2 separate regions of the Homo sapiens genome follow, and region 2 is linked to region 1. A link is a contact called in ENCODE Hi-C or POLR2A ChIA-PET data. All regions are on one chromosome and are shown on one strand. Each heading gives the region's core, a stretch centred on a gene start or an enhancer-like site at or near the end of the contact. The rest is flanking DNA. Distances are from core to core; before and after follow the strand shown. Region 1 has its middle 93 kb from the start of LINC02621. Region 2 overlaps ARID5B (AT-rich interaction domain 5B).

Evidence for each region. A loop is a pair of places that touch in the nucleus more often than their neighbours do. ChIA-PET counts read pairs that join two places held with the same protein, here RNA polymerase II (POLR2A). Pooled maps may share reads with other maps.
Region 2: a loop to region 1 is called in a map of OCI-LY7, with 4 times the contacts of the local background. The contact joins two enhancer-like sites. A Hi-C loop is called at or near these places in 4 of 168 maps with a recorded cell type or tissue (B cell, CD14-positive monocyte, OCI-LY7 and 1 more), 6 of 37 single-sample maps with no recorded cell type and 7 of 50 pooled maps. POLR2A ChIA-PET finds 5 or more read pairs at or near these places in 5 of 52 experiments (CD4-positive, alpha-beta T cell, HepG2, OCI-LY7 and 2 more).

The regions. Positions count from the first base shown.
Region 1 is chr10:62,164,040-62,168,415 of GRCh38, reverse strand. No RefSeq gene overlaps it. Among named protein-coding and RNA genes, the nearest start is that of LINC02621, 93 kb to the left of the region's middle. RefSeq lists an enhancer at 1,580-1,709. Within about 2 kb of position 1,780, at least 7 of the 41 ENCODE cell types and tissues checked have a DNase peak (open chromatin) inside an H3K27ac peak, as active enhancers do.
Region 2 is chr10:62,050,166-62,055,165 of GRCh38, reverse strand. ARID5B (AT-rich interaction domain 5B) reads right to left here. Exons shown (of 10, transcript NM_032199.3): 5 at 4,166-4,278. Among named protein-coding and RNA genes, the nearest start is that of ARID5B, 150 kb to the right of the region's middle. RefSeq lists enhancers at 362-481, 3,484-4,683. Within about 2 kb of position 2,730, at least 2 of the 41 ENCODE cell types and tissues checked have a DNase peak (open chromatin) inside an H3K27ac peak, as active enhancers do.

The DNA of each region.
Region 1 (4,376 bases), core at 531-3,030:
AAGGTAGGACATATGTGATCTGTTCTCAACCTTTGTAAGGTTTATGATGTGCCATACATTTTAGGGTCTTATCAGCTAGAAATACAAGACCAAGGTTTTCTGGAAATGCAAAGATACTATTTTTATATTGAAGTTAAAAAAGAATTACCATAGGCTACACATGGATTAATTACTATCTTCAAAGAATTAGAACTCTATCAAACATTCTTACCAGAAAATTATGCTGAACAAAATTTAATCTTTCTGTGACTGTTCAAAGGAATTTAGAATCTTGTAATGCTCCAGGGACATTACCATTTTATAAATTGTACAAAAAATTCTCATTATTTCAGCTTTCTGGTAGTTTGGATTCAGAATAAATGAGAATTTACTGTAATACTTTGAATTATTAAGTTCTGGGGAGTTCAAAGTACTACTTCAAATATACATGCATTATATCACTTATCTTTTTTAACAGAATAATGAAATTTACAAATGGAAACAGTAGTGGGTGGATTCAGGATACAAAGTCATGTTTCTCGATGTTCTAATGAATAATTCTTACATTTGGCTATTTTGAACTGATCTCTCTTTTCCATTTCAAAATATAGTCTCTTTTAAGCTAAAGACCAAATAGGGCTAAGGCCAGCAACAAAGAATTCAAGCTATAATTGTATTGTATTATTATTTATGTATTGATTTGATTATAGGTTTCAGCTCATACATTTTCAGGTGAACCTAGATCCTCAATTTATTTTCACGAAAGAGAAAAACTCAAACATAATGGTAAAAAAAAATCAGATGCATTTACATATGCTTCTGGCTTTCATCAAGCAAAAAATATAGTTTAAAATGTATAGAAAAAAAGAAACTTTTAAATTAAAATCCTTTTTGCTCTAGCAATCAGCCTCGACATCAGTATAGTATATTTTGACTTCCTAATTATGGATTATCTACGACCAAATATAATATGTTTAATGTATAAATGACACTCTTGCCACACAAACTTCCTTGTATCTCTCTCCCTTAAAATGTAATTAGTTTCTTTTTGCTACTAAAAAATTTAATGCTTTCAGAAGCCAAAGCTTATTTCTGTATCTCCTGCTGTTTTGGAGTGTCTGTACCTTTCCTCCTGCCAGTTAGCATGGATAATCAAAAGTGAACTGTAAGGAGAAATCTTCCATTTAGGAAACATCAATTTGTACTAAGTCTAATCTAAAAGACTAATATGGAGCATGTGGTACATTCAATAGGAAAATGGCATTTAAATATTAATACTAGATAAATACACTCTTGCTGCTCTCTTTGATAATTTATAAGTCATACTCTTCCAGAAGGAAGTAAATCAGTTTTTTTTCTTTTATGCTGCTGCTCAGTAACATTATAAGGCAATATGTAAATCAAGGAACCATTTTCTTAGTCAGAACTGACAAGGGGAAGTGAAAATGTTGGGTCCAATTTCAACCTCATTTCCTTACAGCCTAGATTTGTGTTACATGCTTGATCCTGACTGGTGCTTTCCAAATTAAATGTATATTTCTCAAACCAATATCTTAAGTGGTAATGTTCCAACAGTCCAAATGTCGATTACCAAAACAAACATTTGTTTCTCTAGCAAGTGTTTTCACACAAAAGCATTTGATTCTCGTACTGCAGCAAACAAACATTTGCTTTAGGCGGTTAAGGCAGCCAAAAGTTCTTGCAGAAACATTTCACAGGCTGGCTGGCATCCCTCTTTGGAGCAGGGCTTGCTGATGTCCGAGATTGCATGTGAAGCCAGCTGCTGACCAAGAGAATCCTTTGCAAGACATTGAGACCATTAAAATGATTTAGCATTTTTCAAAACACATCTTTTGGGAAAATGTGCTTCTGGTTATGATGTTTCCATTAGAAAATGTCTTCATGTCTTCACAATGCTTCATTTGCTAATATAAATTCAGCCTTTGATATAATCACATAACCAAAGTCTTATGAAAGTTCACAAAGGCACATAAAAACATTCACACAACCCAGGAATCATGATTTATGCAAGAGCCCATGAGAGTTCATTACATAAATAGTCCTATTACTACATTAAAGTCTATTTTCTCTCTTGAACAAGATGTAGATTATCTGTGTAAATATATTTTCTTAAGTGCACATCTACTTTACTGTCAAGATACAGCTTCCACATAAAAACCCTCTTGTTTTTCATATTATTTAAATGCTTTTGGAATGAATCAATATTTCTGAGGAAGTAATTTACTTAAATACATGTTCTTTAAAGCATGGGGAAATTGATTCTTAACTTCTTTCCAAAGACAGGGTTTCCTAGCAACTGGGTCAAGATTGATTCTTTGGCTAGTTCTAAACTGAGAATAGTCACTAGCCCACTTAAAGGCAAAGAAGAGTTCTTCTTAGTTAAATGAATGAATGAATGAATGAATGAATGAGTGAAAACACACACACACGTGCACCACACACACAAAATGTCATTTAAAGCGTATTTGATAGAATGCGTGACAATTTGGACCTCTAGCTGATCAACTTCCAATAAGAGTTTGCTGAATACTTTCCATGAGTTTGATTCTATTTTGGCATTGATGGGACTGGGGAACCATGATACAGAGAGCAGGTAAACGGCTGTAATCATCCTAGTAACAATGCATTTAGCAGGTATTATGGGCTAGTGCCTACAGGTGAAATAACTAACCATCAGTAGAAAAAGGCATATCAGGCCCGGCATGGTTGCTCACGCCTGTAATCCCAGCACTTTGGGAGGCCAAGGCGGGCGGATCACGAGGTCAGGAGATCGAGACCATCCTGGCTAATATGGTGAAACCCCCGTCTTTACTAAAAATACAAAAAATTAGCCGGGCGTGGTGGCGGGCGCCTGTAGTCCCAGCTACTCCGGAGGCTGAGACAGGAGAATGGCGTGAACCTGGGAGGCGGAGCTTGCAGTGAGCGGAGGTCGCGCCACTGCACTCCAGCCTGGGCAACAGAGCGAGACTCCGTCTCAAAAAAAAAAAAAAAAAAAAGGAAAGAAAAAGGCAGATCGAGGGACAACCAAGGTCTGTGTGATGTTAAAGCTCTGGAAACTATACTGTCTTTACATGGAAAGCCCAAAGTATTTCTTGTCTTCAAGAAACTTTCAACCTAATTGTAAAGAAAACATACCCCAAAGAATTAGGGAGCAACCTGAGAGAGTAAATGTGTAAGTGTTAGTAATATTAAAGTAACAAAATATTGCGTTTATTGAGTCCTTACTTAATATCAGGGACTGTGCTAAGGACCTGGCATCCTGGTGGAGATGGAGCTTGGGCTGGGCCTTGAAGCAGGTAGGGAGACGTGAAAAGCAAGGAGGGAAGGTCCTTCGAGAAGATGAAACAGCATGAGCAAAGGCCTGGGGGTGGGAGGTGTGCTGTTTGGGACCTGACAGGCTTGGGGTGACAGGTTGGTGTGGGGAAGTTGCACTGAACGAGTAGGTGGGCCTGTGTTATGGTGGAGTCTGAATACCAGACTGACATGCAGAATTGACCCAGCGGGGAAATGTGTACTCGTTCTAGGTTCTTGAATATTGGGGACATGATAACTCCCCCTGTAATTTCTAGAACAAATGGAATATGCATTTGCTGTTAGAATAGCTACTGCCAGAGTTCTCTCCCAAAAAGCTTAACGTTTACACTACCATCCATATGCCAATAATATCTTGAGTTTTCTCACTTGACATTTTTTCAAACATTTTAATATTTGCTAATTTCTTCTTTAAATGTGATATTCCCTATTTTTTGAAGTGTTATAGATACATAGTTGTACATATTTGTGGGGTACATGTCATGTTTTGATACAGGCATACAATGCGTAATGATCAAAAAATCAGGGTAATTAGGGTATCCATCACCTTAGGCATGTATCATTTCTTTGTGTTAGGAACATTCCAATTCCACTGTTTTACTCATTTTAAAATATACAATAAATTATTCTTAACTATAGTCACCCTATGGTGCTATTGAATACTATATCTTATTCATTCTATCTAACTGTATTTTTCTTTTTTTTGAGATGGAGTCTCGCGCTGTTGCCCAGGCTGGGTTAATACCATTAACCATCCCCTCTTTATCCCTACCGAGTCCCACCCTTCCTAGTCTCTGGCAACCATGTTTCTACTCCTATCTCTATGAGTTTAATTTTTTTAGCCGTTGTTTTTTAATTTGTACACCTTTGGCTTTGAGTGTGATTGTGCAGTGATTTATTTGTTCATTTCCATTTGCATTTATTTTTCTGTGAATTGCATATTTGTATCTCTTTTCTTATTCTAATTGGTAGTTTGGCATTTTTGTTAATTTACAGAAATTTCAAAAATATATTATGAGGGCTAGGCATGGTGGCTCACGCCTGTAATCCCAGCCCTTTGGGAG
Region 2 (5,000 bases), core at 1,481-3,980, 110 kb after region 1:
CCTATCTTATTACCAGGCATTACGAAACCTACCACTTAGAAATGTGATTTATCAAATGAAAAGCAAAAGACAAATCTAGGGGGTTTCCAATGTGTCAAGGAGCTCCATTCCTCCTATTGTATATTGAGCAAAGGGGAAGGAAATCAGTTTTCAATTGAGCACCTACAATGAGCTAGATACAGTGCTGTGGGCTTCACATACTCTACCTTCATGTTCCTGAGAATTGTAAAAGGGAGATATTTAGCCACATTTTACAGTTGAGGAAACTAGAGCTTAGTGAGGTCATGTATGGTTTGGAAGGGGCAGACCTCTGGGTTTAGAACTCAGGTCTGCCCCACTCCAAACCCCAATTTTATAACATAAAGGAGTAGATCTCTCAGGTTTGTGTACAAAACTGACTGAGTCTTAAATTTGCAGTGATAATGGGCCAACTACCTATATTATTAGGTCAGAAGAACCACTGTTAAAAGGAGAATAAGGTTTGAGCTCCTTGGTGTGTAGAGAGCTGCTTAACCCTCTTCCTCATCTGTGTAGAAACACTCAGAAACAGAAAGAAGACACAGAGGGGTGCATGAACCAGGTCCAAAGTAACCCAGACTCCCTGCTACATAGCAAAGGCTCCAAATGAAGCCAGGCTGCTGCCTACTGAACTCTGTCCTGAATCTCAGTGGGCTTGCCAGCATGCTGCTCCTGGGGAGGCCAGGTACTTAGTAAGAAGTGAACAAGTAAACAGAAGCTTCTTTTCTTGTTCTAGCTTGATATTTTTTTTTTTCAGTTAAGATAAATGAGCTCTTTAGGGTATTATTCTGATTCTGGGTAGGACTAAATCAAGTTCCTTTCTGTATGTTTTTACATTTACCCAAAGCATTCTCAGCATTTCAATCTATTAAATTATTACAGTGCAGGTGGTAGTGGAAATGGGAGCTAGTCTTCATGTTGACCTAAGAAAGCCCAGCCTTTTGATGGTGACAGTTAATTACTAGATCTGTTTTTCCTGACCTGAACACCATACACCTGTTGAGTTCACTAAGTACTTTGGGGTTTCCAAAATGATTGAGGAGGTGCTAATTAAAGAATCAACATTTAACGTTTTCAATGATCCACCACCTATTTGATATTAACCACATCCTTCCACGGGATTGAGTTATAACTAATCCAGCCTTCAACTGGGGCAGTAAGATGTGCTGAACCAGCAATACAAAAAGCTAGAGTTCTAATCTTGGTTTGGTTGCTAACTTGCTAGGTGACCCTCAGTTTCTACCTTAGTAAAGCAAAAATGATAATCCCTGGGAATAGTTCTGAGGACCAAATGAGAGGAAAAATATTGAAAATAATGAAAGTATCACATTTGTGAAATATAGAAAGTATGTTTATGGTTTAAATGAACACACTTCCCACCACAGTTTCCTTTTTTGTGTTCCTTTTAGAATATAAACCACCTGTAATACACTTCTGCCCTTCAGAAAATGCATACGGGATATTAAAAATAATTTGCCTTCTATCAATGTAGGCCTTTTATTAGGGTCCTATGCCATGAAGATTTCTGTTATAGATCACTCTATGAAAGGCCTGGGCCTCAGGTTCACTGCTTTAAGATTATTCCAGAAAAAAATGGCAGGATTTGGGCTGAACACAGTCATGAGATCTTCAAAGAACTGGTAGTTTCCTCCCCACGTGACACTTGCTGTCTTTGGGGAGCCATGTAATTCTCTCTCCGTTGGAAAACATGGTCTTGCAAAGCTGGTTTTCATGTTCTCATTGAGGGAGTGCAACGTTTTGATGGCGACCGGCAAATCACTTGACTTATTTTTCCAGTCATGAACACAACAAACCCAGTGGGTCCCACTCTAAGAGCTTTGCTGTGTGGAGCTGCATGAAGTTGGTGCTTAGTTAGAAATGGTCTGTTTGAGGCACTTTTAAAAAGAAACAGTCACATGGGTCTTGGTCACAAAGTCAAACAGCTCACTGTCCTCTAAGATGCTGCTTTCAATTCAACAGATGATTAGATGGTCACAGACTCATAATCTCTACTGCAGTGTTTCATGAGAAAAGACCATGTTAAGACACACATGCTTTTTAATGACTGTCCTCATCCCAGATGTGGCTTGTTCATTCTGTAGGGATTTTACATCTGCCTGTTGGTGTCAACAGACAAGCTCGTCACACTTCATACCTACTGATCTTTTTGCTTAAGTGGTCTTGCCAGACCCACTGGAAGCAGCCAAGGCATGACTGTAATCCAAGACTCTGAAAAGAGCCAAGCCATTAGACCAGTCCCTAGGAGCTGACTGCAGCATGACATTCATCTGTTCACCATTGAACACCAACGGTGGAAGAATGATCCATCTCTTTGTAAAGATTCTGACGGGCAGCACTGTTGCGGGGATGGAGTAAAGGCGTCACTTAGAAAACCCAGGACTGACTTCTATCCTTCTTGTTAAGAAGTCAGTGAACATCAAATATGGCCCATCTGTATAGCAGGCTCTTGTTCTTCTCGGCTTTGTGAACCCAACAGTGAGTTCTGAGCTGCCTTCCATGGAAAGAAACATTGGAGGTCTGCTCTTTCAGATCAATTGTATGAGTTCTGTAAAATTCTCAGAAGCAGACCTTGGTGGTGATTCCAAGTGGCATGGGAAGGAGCTTTATCCTGCCGGGCTCAGGTACAGAATATGCTGGAGTAAACAAATGCTGTCAACCAAGAAGGATGGGCTGGGCACCAACAGAAGGCATGGGCAGTACAAGCTCTGCTGAATGTTATGGTCTTGAAACCTTCTTGCGCCATTCTGCAGGATCTTGCAAACTACATAGTAGGGAATGAACTGTTCCTGCTGACATCCTTCAAGACGATGGAAACCAAAGTCCTAGGTAGATAGTTCTAGGGCTGAGGTGTCCAACTTACAAGAAAATGTCATTCATGGCATCCATGTGGAGTTAATTCGCAGAAAGTTAAATGTGCAAAACAACAATAACTTTAGGGAAAGAGATTTGTTTTCAGCAAGAAACTGGAAAATACACATTTCTACTGGTTGATCTCTTCTTAACCCTTTGGAATCTTAGAAGTATGAAGAAATTCTAAGCAAAAAAGTCCTTAAAATTTCCTAATGAAACAATGATGCTTAAAGATAAGATTTTTTAGAATGTGAAAGTCTAAGATTTACTTCATTACACTGGGAAGGAGGTAGAGTACATGGCAGAGAAACAGTAGACTGTCAACACAGAACTTAACTCATGTTTTTTTTTTTCTACATCAGACTCTTCCAAATTCACCACTAATCAAAATGGTCCCATTTTCAGAAGTTTAGTTATTTGATCTGGAAACTGGTGTCAGTTGAAATCTGTTCGTCAACTAAAATCCTAAAGGGACGATTGCTGTCTTTAGCACAAAAATAACACCTAAATGCAGTAAACAGAACCATGGAAATCTGACCCAAGCCCACAAAAGTCAGAAAGGTAAGTCTAAAAATATAAAGTGATACTTTACCCTTTGTCGTGCAAAATACTTCAGGCATGCATGCACTTTCAAGATTCCAAAGAATGCTTAGGTAAAAAATTGACCTGGGTCTTGAACAACAGCGTAGAATTTACTTTCATTCTATGTTAACAGAGATCTTTAAAAGTATATAAATGCTTGTGGGCATATGTATACATCTAAATATTTTGCTATGTATCTTTAATTTTAGTCTAATGTAAATTAGAAGTGACTTTGAAAAATACATAACTAAAAAGATTAATTCTAGCTATTTCTAATTTCATCCTCTGTTAATCTCCAAAACACATTTAGATGAACACATTCAGAAAGAGGACGGTTCAGCTGGTCTATTTTTGACACAAGCAGAGTAAACTATGTCATTGTGTCACCCACTATGAAATCTCAGCCTCAATGACGTGGGTGCTTAATCATCTGTCCTTTACTCATAACAGGCCAAACTGGGAGGTAGGAAGTCTTTCTGTTGACTAATCAAAATGCCTACCTCCCCCAGCCCACGGCAACCAGGGGAAGGGAGGTGGCAGGAACAGGCACAGCATAGAGCTTCAAAAGCTCTGAATACCAAAGTCAGATGCTGAATTGAAAACTGCCTCCAAGACACAGGCACAGAGAGATAAAGAGAAAAAGCAAAAATAAAAAGATGCAACGAAATGAATACCGTGGAGTGAATGACCGTACCTTGGCAACGGCTTTGCCATCGGAATTGTTGTTGGAATCCTTAACACCACTGAATGAATCTCTTCTTTGTGGGCATGGTTTCTTTTTGCGTGGTCTGCCTTTAAGATTTGGCGCTGAAAACAAATGGAAAACAATTGATATACATTTTCACTTGCATGGGTTTCTTTATTAAAGACCCAGAATCTCACTACAGTGATCCCTTCTAATTGTTCAGAGAAATGTACAGATCTGTGGCAGGCAGCCCTCATTATTACATGCTTCTCTCTCTGAAGGCTTGCATATTGGTAGAGTATACATTTCTGTACACGTTTCCCAAAGCTAATCTATTTAGCTTTAACATGTCTAATTAATAGAAGTAACACGAAGCTCTTAGCTCTAAAGGATCATGATAAGAAAAATGTCCTTCCACGTTGTTAGACAAGAAGCATTTGGTGCTGAAAAACTGAGCCAGGCTTTGAGCTCAATCTTTGGTTTTTGTTTTGTATCTTGCTTTCCGAAACCTAAGTGACATGCCTGCCCTTATGGTATCATAGTAATGAAATGTTTGAAAACATCTCTTTTACAAAATATTCAGAGACAAGGGCATTCTCTCAAATTACCATACAGATAAGTAGAGAGATAGCTATAGAGAGAGGGGCATTCACAACAGCAAGCTGGAAAACATTATTACATATATTTACTAACAATACTGCAACCAGCAAGTTTCAAATCTCAACAAATCTGACAGATACATTTAAATCAGCATGCTGTCTTTTCCTTTTCAATATATTTTTATGAAGATCTTAAGGCTTATTTAATATAACATCCAAAGATTACACTGGGGTTAGCCTGATTC